2 separate regions of the Homo sapiens genome follow, and region 1 is linked to region 2. A link is a contact called in ENCODE Hi-C data. All regions are on one chromosome and are shown on one strand. Each heading gives the region's core, a stretch centred on a gene start or an enhancer-like site at or near the end of the contact. The rest is flanking DNA. Distances are from core to core; before and after follow the strand shown.

Region 1 (4,577 bases), core at 1,142-3,641, 250 kb after region 2:
GAGAAATATCCACGGTAACTCACAGCCACAGGATGGAAGATCTCCTAGTACTGGGATTCCCAACAGTTCTGACATAATTCTTTGCTGCCCTCACCATTTTTAGATACATTCTTGTTTGTCCACTCCCCCTTTTTCTCTGCTGAGTTAACATCTCAACAGTAAAGGTCCCTCATATTCTCCAAACATCAGGAGAAAAAAACATCCTTTCAATGTACTTTTCCTCTTCTTTTTCAGCAGGGAAACTGGTGCTATAGCTGCCCAACAGGTTCTTCTCACTTGCTGCCCAGATAAAACCAATGTATCAAGACAAGGGAATTGCAATAGAGAAAGGGTTCAAGATACATAGGGCCAGCTAAACAGGAGAGCAGAATTTTATTATTATTCAAATCAGCCTCTCCAAACATTCAGAGGCTAGGGTTTTTTCAAGATAGTTTGGTGGGCAGGGGGCTAGGGAATGGGTGCTGCTGATGGTTGGGGATGCAATCATAGGGATGTGGAAAATGGTCCTCATGCCCTGAGTCTGCTTCTGGGTGGGGGCCACAGGACCCATTGAGTCATAAGTCCAAATGGAGTCATCTTGGTCATCAGAAAAGCTAAAGTCTGAAAAGATATCTCCAAAGGCCAATATTAGGTTCTACAATAGTAGAGGTTATTTATAGGAGTAATTGGAGAAGTTACAAATCTTGTGACCACCAGAACAATGACTGGTTATTCTTTAACTATACCTACATCTTTGCAGAACTCAGATTCTTCTCATAACCCTAACCTTGTGGCCTTTCATTAGTTTTACTAAGGCAGTTTAATTTGGGGAGGGATATTATCATCCTTGCTTTAAGGATAGATTTCTCCCAAAGTTAGCTTGGCCCACACCCAGGAATGGAGGTTACAGGCAAGATGGAGTTGGTTAAGTCAGATCTCTTTCACTGCCATAGTATTCTCACTATTATAACTTTTGCAAAGGTGGTTTCAGAGATGTGCAATGGCATAATGGTTATGAACCCAGACTCCAGAGGCAGTCTGCTTGGATTTGAATCCTAGGATTTTCATCTAGCTGTGTGACCTCAGACAAGTGACTTAACGGCTCTGTGACTCCAAGTCTCCTGCTGTAAAATAGGGATGATAGCATCTTTTCTTGGTGATGCTGCGAGGAAAAGGAGTTAATATGTGTAAAGACATTTAGAAAGGCCCTGGCACACAGTAAATGTTAGTTACTGCTATAGAAGTTGCTGAATGAATGATTTCAACAATAGTCCATGTGGAACATGTAAACCAATTAAATATTTGTTCCTAAAGGAACAGAATATTTATAGACATATAGCCTATTTATTTTCTTCTATTGAGCAGCTGACAGTAATAGTGGATGTACATGTTTGTCTTCTTAATAGGAAAGAAGTAGGCTTAGGTTGACTGAGTGCCTACTGTTTGCTAGGCACAGTATAGATATCTTTTCACCTTATTCTCAAAACAAGCCTGAGAATTAGATATTTTATCCTCGTTTTTCTTAGGCAGAAACTTGCCCAAAGTTGCACATCTCGCTCCAAATCACAGTGCCTAGCAAGGTCTAGGCAGGAATTCAAGCCCATCTGACTACAACATACAATGTGTCAACACAGATGTCCACAACTTTGCTTTGTATGTAGCCACCTGAAAGAGAATGAATTAGAATAATTATTTTTGAGGGAGTTCAGTGCCATCAGGTGCCAAATTATTTATTTGCAATGCCAAATTGTATGGTTTTCTATTTAAACAGAGCTTTGGTCTAGGTGTAACTGTAATATTCTAGATAGAATATTACTTGTCTAGTGGCCTATCTCACAAGAAAATAAATAAATAAAATAAAAATATTGCTGGAATTTGAAGGATAAATCAATATAGATGCCTCAGAAAAGATGGGGTAGGGTGAGTGGAGTAATAATTTTGGGAAATGTAATGACCAGAAAATAAACTATCACTATTGCTGCATTTTGCTTTTGTCCAATATTCTCTTGGCATGTATGGACATGAACTACCATTCAGTGAAACTGACATGTTCTCTCTCCTTTGAGAAGGATCATGGAGGTTTCTGGTGCCATCGTTTTAAATGTTCCAAATAGAAGCAAACATCTACTGTTAGAAAAGTAAACCAAGTGAAGAAAAGAAAAGAAAATGACTTGCATTCTTTTGCATAGATATGGCTATATCAAGTAATTAGGGTTGTACTAAAGAGGTTGGGAATATATTTTATTTATTTGCTTATGTGACTTTTACTCATTATTTTCATTTTGTGGTGAGTAAAGGGAAAAATGTAGTAAGAACAAAATGACCTTTCCATTTTGTCCTAAAACCAAACAGGAAGAGGGAGTACTGCCATCTTTTGGTTACACAATATAATAATTTTAAATCGTTACACTTAACAACAGCCAGATGAATGCCAATATTAGTCATCACCAAATGAACAGAAACACTGACTTACCTGGCATGAGTTAGTTCCTTAGACTATTTCTTCATAATAGCTTTCTTCTGCAAAGTAATCACAGAGACTCCAAAATCTCATTTTTCTTTCAATTGTAGACAGAAAGAGAAAGTACTGGTGGGCTAAGTAGATTATCTTAAAGAGCACTGACAGTTCTAATATTTGTATTTAATGATTCTAAAGCATTCAGAGTAAACAAAGATAAAAGAGAACTTTTAATTACTAAAGTCAATTTCACAATTGCCCCAGGGGTGAAGAACTTGAGTGCAAGGCTGAACTTCCTTAGACCAAGGAAACACTATGGCAAAGCCTGCCAGGTATCCACTACAGGGCTTCATCTACACCAAGCAAGACAAAAAGTACAGCAAAAACACAATTGGAGCATTCCTGGAATGTTCTTTCTTTTTCTTTTCTTTTTTTTTTTTTTTTTCTTGTGAGAACAGAGTCTTGCTGTGTCACCTAGACTGGAGTGCGGTGGCACAATCTCAGCTCACTGCAACCTCCCCTTCCTGGGATCAAGCAATTCTCCTGCCTCAGCCTCCTGAGTAGCTGGGTGTACAGTCACCCGCCACCACGCCCGGCTAATTTTCGTATTTTTGGTAGAGATAGGGTTTTGCCATGTTGGCCAGGCTGGTCTCGAACTCCTGACCTCAGGTCATCTGCCCGCCTCGGCCTCTCAAAGTGCTGGGATTACAGGCGTGAGCCTCTGCGCCCGGCTGATTTTTTTTTAAGGAAATATGGTACTACAATAGAAGGAAACTAAAGAAGTTTATCAGAGTGTACTATAGAGGGCCGCCTCTCAGTGAGCTGAGTTGGCTGCAGGGAGGCCATAGACACTGTTGTTACAAGACACGTTTTATTAACAGCCATCCTGAAGAAAAGACTTTGAATAGGTTGAGGGTATATATTTTAAAGAGGAAACATTAATTTGAAAAGGAGAAGAATCTGGAAAGGAAATATAATCCCCTCAAATCCTGTCTAGATCCAGAGAAGCAGCTATCCAAATGAGGTTTTTTTAAGGCTCATCAGGGTGGCAGAAAATAGAATATAAAGCCCCGAAGGGGATCTTAAGATATTTGGAATAAAAGGGAAATATGGAAGTGTCATGGCAGTTGAGTGAAAGGAAGTGAACTGAACTTGACATTTATTTGGATAATATCACTTTTCTATATGCGCAGTACTGATATGTTTTTAAAAATAAAAGCACGAAATTTTTGTTATTTGTTATTCTTATTAAGAAGATAAATAAGTAAACATTTTCATAGGGTACCAGAGAGGAGAGCGGGCGAAGGGAGGACCTGGTTTCTAGTCGTAGGTCTCCACTGACTAGCAGGCTGCCCTTATGCCACTTAGACTCCCTGAGTCTTGGTTTCCTCATCTACAAAGTAAGTTCGCTGGATGCCACCATAGCTTCTCAAGCTGAGTTCTGAGGACTCCTCCCCATCTATGAATTATTTTCAGAAGCTGATAGGTTCTCTGCTTTGAGAAGTATCAGACTCAGTCATTTCTAATGGCTTTGCTAGCTCGAAAATTCTAAGATATAAGATATATTTTTCTTCTCTAATTCCCTCAGGACCCAGAAGAGGAAGAAAAGTCAGCATACTTATTTTTTTCTTGTTTTCCTTCTCCCTGACATGCAATTATTCTATTGTTCTGAATTTCTAGAGCAGTGCTTTCCCACAGAAATACATTTAACTTAAAATTTTCCAGGCCAGGCGCAGTGGCTCATGCCTGTAACCCCAGCACTTTGGGAGGCCAGGGCAGGGGGATCACTCGAGGTCAGGAGTTCAAGACCAGCCTGGCCAACATGGCGAAACCCTGTCTCCACTAAAAATACAAAACTTAGCCAGCCGTGAGGGTGAGCATCTGTAGTCCCAGCTACTCAGGAAGCCAAGGCAGGAGAATCGCTCAAATCCAGGAGGTGGAGGTTGCAATGAACTGAGATTGTGCCACTGCACTCCTGGGCAACAGAGTGAGACTGTCCCCCCAAAAAAATAAAAAATTATAGTAGCCACAGTTTTAAAAGCAAAAAGACATGGGTGAAGCTCATTTTAATTATATATTTTATTTAGCCAAATATATCCAAAATATTCTGATTTCAACATGTAATCAATGTAAAAATTAA
Region 2 (4,703 bases), core at 1,562-4,061:
CACCCTGTGGTCTTTAAATGCAGCAAGTGCCAATGAGTGAGATGGCCAAAATGAGCATTTTAGGGGTAAGGACTGAGAAGTATAGGCGTTGATAATCCATAAAGTAGATGGTTATCCTCAGACAGTGAAAATCAGGCTGTACAGCAAAAGAATTTGGCTGAAGCTGTGATCGTCACCTCCTGCCTGTTTCAGGGTGAACATCCAGAGACCCTCTCCAGGCTCGGGGAGCTTGGAGTCCAGGGGGGTCACCAGGCGGATGGCCCAGACCACGACAGTGACCGAGGCTGTGGCTTTCCAGTGGGGGAGCACTCCCCACACTCCCGGGTGCAGATTGGAGATCACAGCTTGCGGCTGCAGACCGCGGACAGGGGACAGCCCCACAAACAGGTGGGTACCTCGACCCGAGCCTGTCGCCCTGCCCACACCAGGGAGAGGAGGCTCCTAAGCTGCATTTGGGTCGTTTTGTTTCCAGTGTTGGCATTCAGGTAGCAGAAAATTCCACCGCCTGACTGCGGTCACCTGTTGTCATTTGTGATGCTGGGTTTTTCCTAGAAATCACCTCATCAAACCTTTTCCATCTTAATGTCAGCCCACTCTTTCATTTGAGTTGCCATATAAATAAGGACTGTAGTAAGGGCAGATCAATGCTGCGTGTCGCTGCTGGGGCCAGTGAATTGACCTCAGAGGGTCTGCCATTGGCAACATCATTCGTTTGGCAGCATAACGTACAAGGAGCAAAGGACACGTTTTAAAAAAAATCCCCCAACATGGACAAAATATTTCAAGTTCTCTTTGGCCCACTTGAAACATAATGCTCCCAAATAAAAGTATTTGATGACACTTTGAAAAAAATTAATGTATAAAGAGAGGTGAGACTTCAGTGTTATTAAGTAGCTGTTATTGTTGCCAGAGACCACAGAAATAGACTCTACTTAATAAAGCAAAAGATGCTACTAATAACATCCAAACTGCTTGCATTTTTATACCAAAATGGCAGTGACGGAGGATTTGGAGTAAGGAGCTCCAGAGCAGGACCCTGTGTTAACGCTGTCTCGCTCTCAGGCTTCTGAGTCCCCTCTAACCCAACTTTATTATGTATTAATAATAATAAAGCTGCTCAGGGGGCTCCTGGAGTACAGCTGGATGCCCCTGCCCTAGGAAGCCTGCGTTCAGGGCTGAGGGCGCAGGGGCAGGTGGCCACGGGGATGCGGCAGTCATATGGGCGCGGCTCTAGCCTCTCAGCCACAGACACTCTGGGGCACTCCCTCTGCACTGGACGCCACAACTGCTGCTCCTCCCTGGCCCAGGCTCCCGAAGCCCAGAGCCTCTGGGAGCTCTAATGGGAGCACGCTGTCGCCAGAGCCCTGGCTCAGATCCAGATGAGGACAGGCGGCAACCTTCTGAGTGCAGGCTGAGGGGAATTTGGGTTCCCCCTGCTCCCTCTCTGTACAATCAGATTTTCACACCTAAACAGCTGTTTCCTATGTACACCTGTCCCCACTTCATTCTCCCTGAATAACATGACTCAAGGAGGAGATGATACTTGCAAAGGAACTTTTATTCACAGCCATCAGAAAGTATGCCATTATGCCAGTGTCCATGGGGAGAATTTAGGTCATGGAATGAGTTTTCCAGCAATAATCTAGTTAGAAATGAAAATGCTACTTTGCAAATAATGCTTTACAATCTACTAATTTTACTTTTTGAAAAGAAATGTTGTCATTCAATCCCATAAAGCATCTGTGCTTACCTCCCATAATATTGCCACTGATGGCCACTGTTCCCACCTCGCCACAAACCTGCTGCGTCTAAGAAAACGTGTTTCCCACGCATTCACGCAGATGCTCTGGACAAGGAGAAAACCTCGCACATCTGGTTTTCTAAACAACAGTCATAGAAAATGTTACTGTCAGGGTGGAAAATAACGTGAAGTCACTCAGCTGGAACCTTACATTCAGCATATTTTATTGTCATTTCCCTTTGCCTCCTGCTTCTTCCAACACTAGTTTTTAGCGATTACCCACGAAAGTGGAGATGGACCCGTGAGCTTCCACTGCGGGCCATGTGTGATAGAAGCACGTGGCGGGGTGGGGTCCAGACACTCAGACCCAGGTCTGCCAAGTGGGCCAGTGTTCACAGTAGTGAGTAAGGAGCTCACTAACGCATGCACAACCCTCTGTCTGTCCAAGGACGGAAGATGGACGAGCTCTACTGTAACGACAGCTGGTTCTCTGGGAGGGAACATTCCCGGTTAGAGGATTTGCCTCTCTGTGACTGGCATGAGTATTAGCCAGGCAGCTGGGATGCAAGAGCCAGGGTACGTGTCTCACAGAGCTGCACAGAGCCGGGCCGTTCCCGAAACGCCGAGCACCTCGCAAGGCGATTAGTAGCATGGGAAACCTAGCCAAGCCGTTTTCCCAAGGACAAGTTCTCAGTCACAGTATTCCTCAGGCCTTGGTCTTTGCTTTGTGACATATGGAACGTTCTCACAATTGAACTCAAGTAGATGGCAACATTTATCACGTCCACAGAGGTTTAAAAAAAACTGCATATACCGATCAACCTTGGGATGGCTCATAACAAATCATCAGGTTGGCAAACATTTGGCTCCGCAGACATTCCCTGTTTCCCTGTCTTCAGCCACGTGAGCTCGCAGTCATGACCTGGGCGCTTTAGAGCCACAGTGAATGCTTTCAGTTTCCCCAGCCATCCTGAAGAGCAGAGGCTGCGCACACGCAAGAGGGAATCTTACAGTTTTCCTTGAGCTCCAAGACTCACGCCACTGCGTTAAGCATTTGAGGCCAGCATTCCTAAGGCTGTTTATGCATTTCATGCTGATTAGTAATTCCTGGAATCCAGCTACTTCACACAAGGTGATTAATGGTGTGGGAATGATGGCCCTGGGGTGCCAACAGCTTGTTTTCCCTACTTGGATTAACTGATTTGAAAAGAAGTTACTTTTTCATTCAGGGATGTGACCTAATTATCATTTAGTAAAACAACTAAGTAAAAAAAAAAAAAAGTGTGAAGAACTTAATATAAAATTCATAGCAAGAGCTGAAGGAATTGTGTTTCATATTTAAGTCTTCACCTGCTACAGGCCACTGAAGAGCCTCATCCAGTCCAGCCTCAGGACTGAGTAGACTCCACTTCCCTGGACCTCTGCTCCTTGTCGGGGCTTCTGTGCTGCGTTAGGGCCTTCGGGGGCTGCCTGAGAAGTCAGCCTTTCTCCTGCAGACAGAGAGCCCTTGGCTCCCTGGGCTTCCGGGGCTGTGGCTCTCCCAGGCCCCAGCAGTCTTCCTTTCTGGCCATGCAGGCTGCCCACCTTTGCTTGCCCAAGATGAAAAACTTCCAGAAAGAGCACCCTTGCCAGAGGAGGCCTCACATCAGAACTGTGATCTGCCTGACTTTTTTTTTTTTTTTAATTAGAAAGTTATCTTGAGCCTAGATGGTATTTACATTTCAATTTTGTACGTCATACCGTGATTCATTCTTCAGTTTATCCTGCAACTGGGAGGCCTCCCCTATAAGGCGTGCTACTCTTTCTGTAAGAGGAACCAGACCAGAGCTTAGGATCTGAAGCGTTTTATCTTTGCCGTGTACTTGTGGTGGCAGTTGTTCTGTCACTCTTTAAGTAGCCCCTGCGTGAGGTAAAAATTCACATGTGCAGATGGGTGCTTGATGAAAGGACTCTCCTTGCCCCATCCTACCTCCCAGAGTTAACCATGGCCTGCAGTTTGCCACAGGCCTTCCAAAGTGCGTAACTAAGCCTGGGACCTCACAAATAAGTCTCTTCCCTAATGGCCACCTGATTTTCATCAGACTTGCCCTGGTTTCCTAAGCCTTTGGGCTGATAACTGTGTTTACAGCTTGTTAAATATGTGCCTCATTTATTCTTTCCCGGATCCACATTCATTCTTGGGAAGCTCTCAGTGGCATTTGTGGAGACCACAGCCCAGAGCCCTCCTGGACAGGATCACCGGGCAGACTCTTGGCCAGAGGGCAGAGGACTTCTGTGTGTAAATGACTCTAATTCCCATGATATTAATAGATTATATTTTCAGGGTCTGTCTTGAGTGGCCCATTCTCTGTAGGGGATAATGGTTTTTAGAAAAGAACTTTTCTGGATGTAACAATGAAGGTTACATTGAGGAGAACGACAAATGGCTCATTTATAAAAATGCTGCTGGCTGTGTGAATGTATCAATTCTAGCTAATCTCACAGTAAAGAATTTGTCCAGGGACTCCTGCTGGTGGAGGAGTTGCCTGTGTTGAATGCTAAGTGAGGTCTCAAAAAGGAGCTGTGCGTGCCTTGTGGGGGTCTGGGCAGCTACCACATCATTCTGGAATTCTCCTGCCTCTGTCAAGGAGCCTGAATAAACGTGGATGCTATCACCTCTATTTTGTGACTGGCGTTTTGTGGGTTAACCCATAGCAGCAGGTCAATATGTCTGTTCCAGCTTTAGATTAATCCTATCTCCAAAGTTAGTGGCTGTGATGCAAGCAAAGTAGTCGGTGGTGGTTTAGCTCTTTTGTGGAGCTGTGATTTCACCTGCTGAAATCTTAGAAATCTTAGGCAAGAACAATTTTGAAAATTAGCCAGCATTGCATCACAGATACCTTGATACGTTACCTTATCTACAAACTTCCATTTCACTTTCTATTAGTAATACTTATAAATAGACTTGGATATTAGACTTGGA

Evidence for each region. A loop is a pair of places that touch in the nucleus more often than their neighbours do. Pooled maps may share reads with other maps.
Region 1: a map of mammary epithelial cell shows a loop between it and region 2 (2.4-fold over the local background). The contact joins two enhancer-like sites. A Hi-C loop is called at or near these places in 3 of 168 maps with a recorded cell type or tissue (IMR-90, aorta and mammary epithelial cell) and 4 of 50 pooled maps.

What each region holds. Positions count from the first base shown.
Region 1 is chr18:9,053,085-9,057,661 of GRCh38, forward strand. No RefSeq gene overlaps it. Among named protein-coding and RNA genes, the nearest start is that of NDUFV2, 47 kb to the right of the region's middle. RefSeq lists a silencer at 2,386-2,495. Within about 2 kb of position 2,392, at least 3 of the 41 ENCODE cell types and tissues checked have a DNase peak (open chromatin) inside an H3K27ac peak, as active enhancers do; they include mammary epithelial cell, where a contact is called at or near this core.
Region 2 is chr18:8,797,905-8,802,607 of GRCh38, forward strand. MTCL1 (microtubule crosslinking factor 1) reads left to right here. Exons shown (of 15, transcript NM_001395333.1): 9 at 193-387. Among named protein-coding and RNA genes, the nearest start is that of GACAT2, 93 kb to the left of the region's middle. RefSeq lists an enhancer at 2,274-3,473. Within about 2 kb of position 2,812, at least 15 of the 41 ENCODE cell types and tissues checked have a DNase peak (open chromatin) inside an H3K27ac peak, as active enhancers do; they include mammary epithelial cell, where a contact is called at or near this core.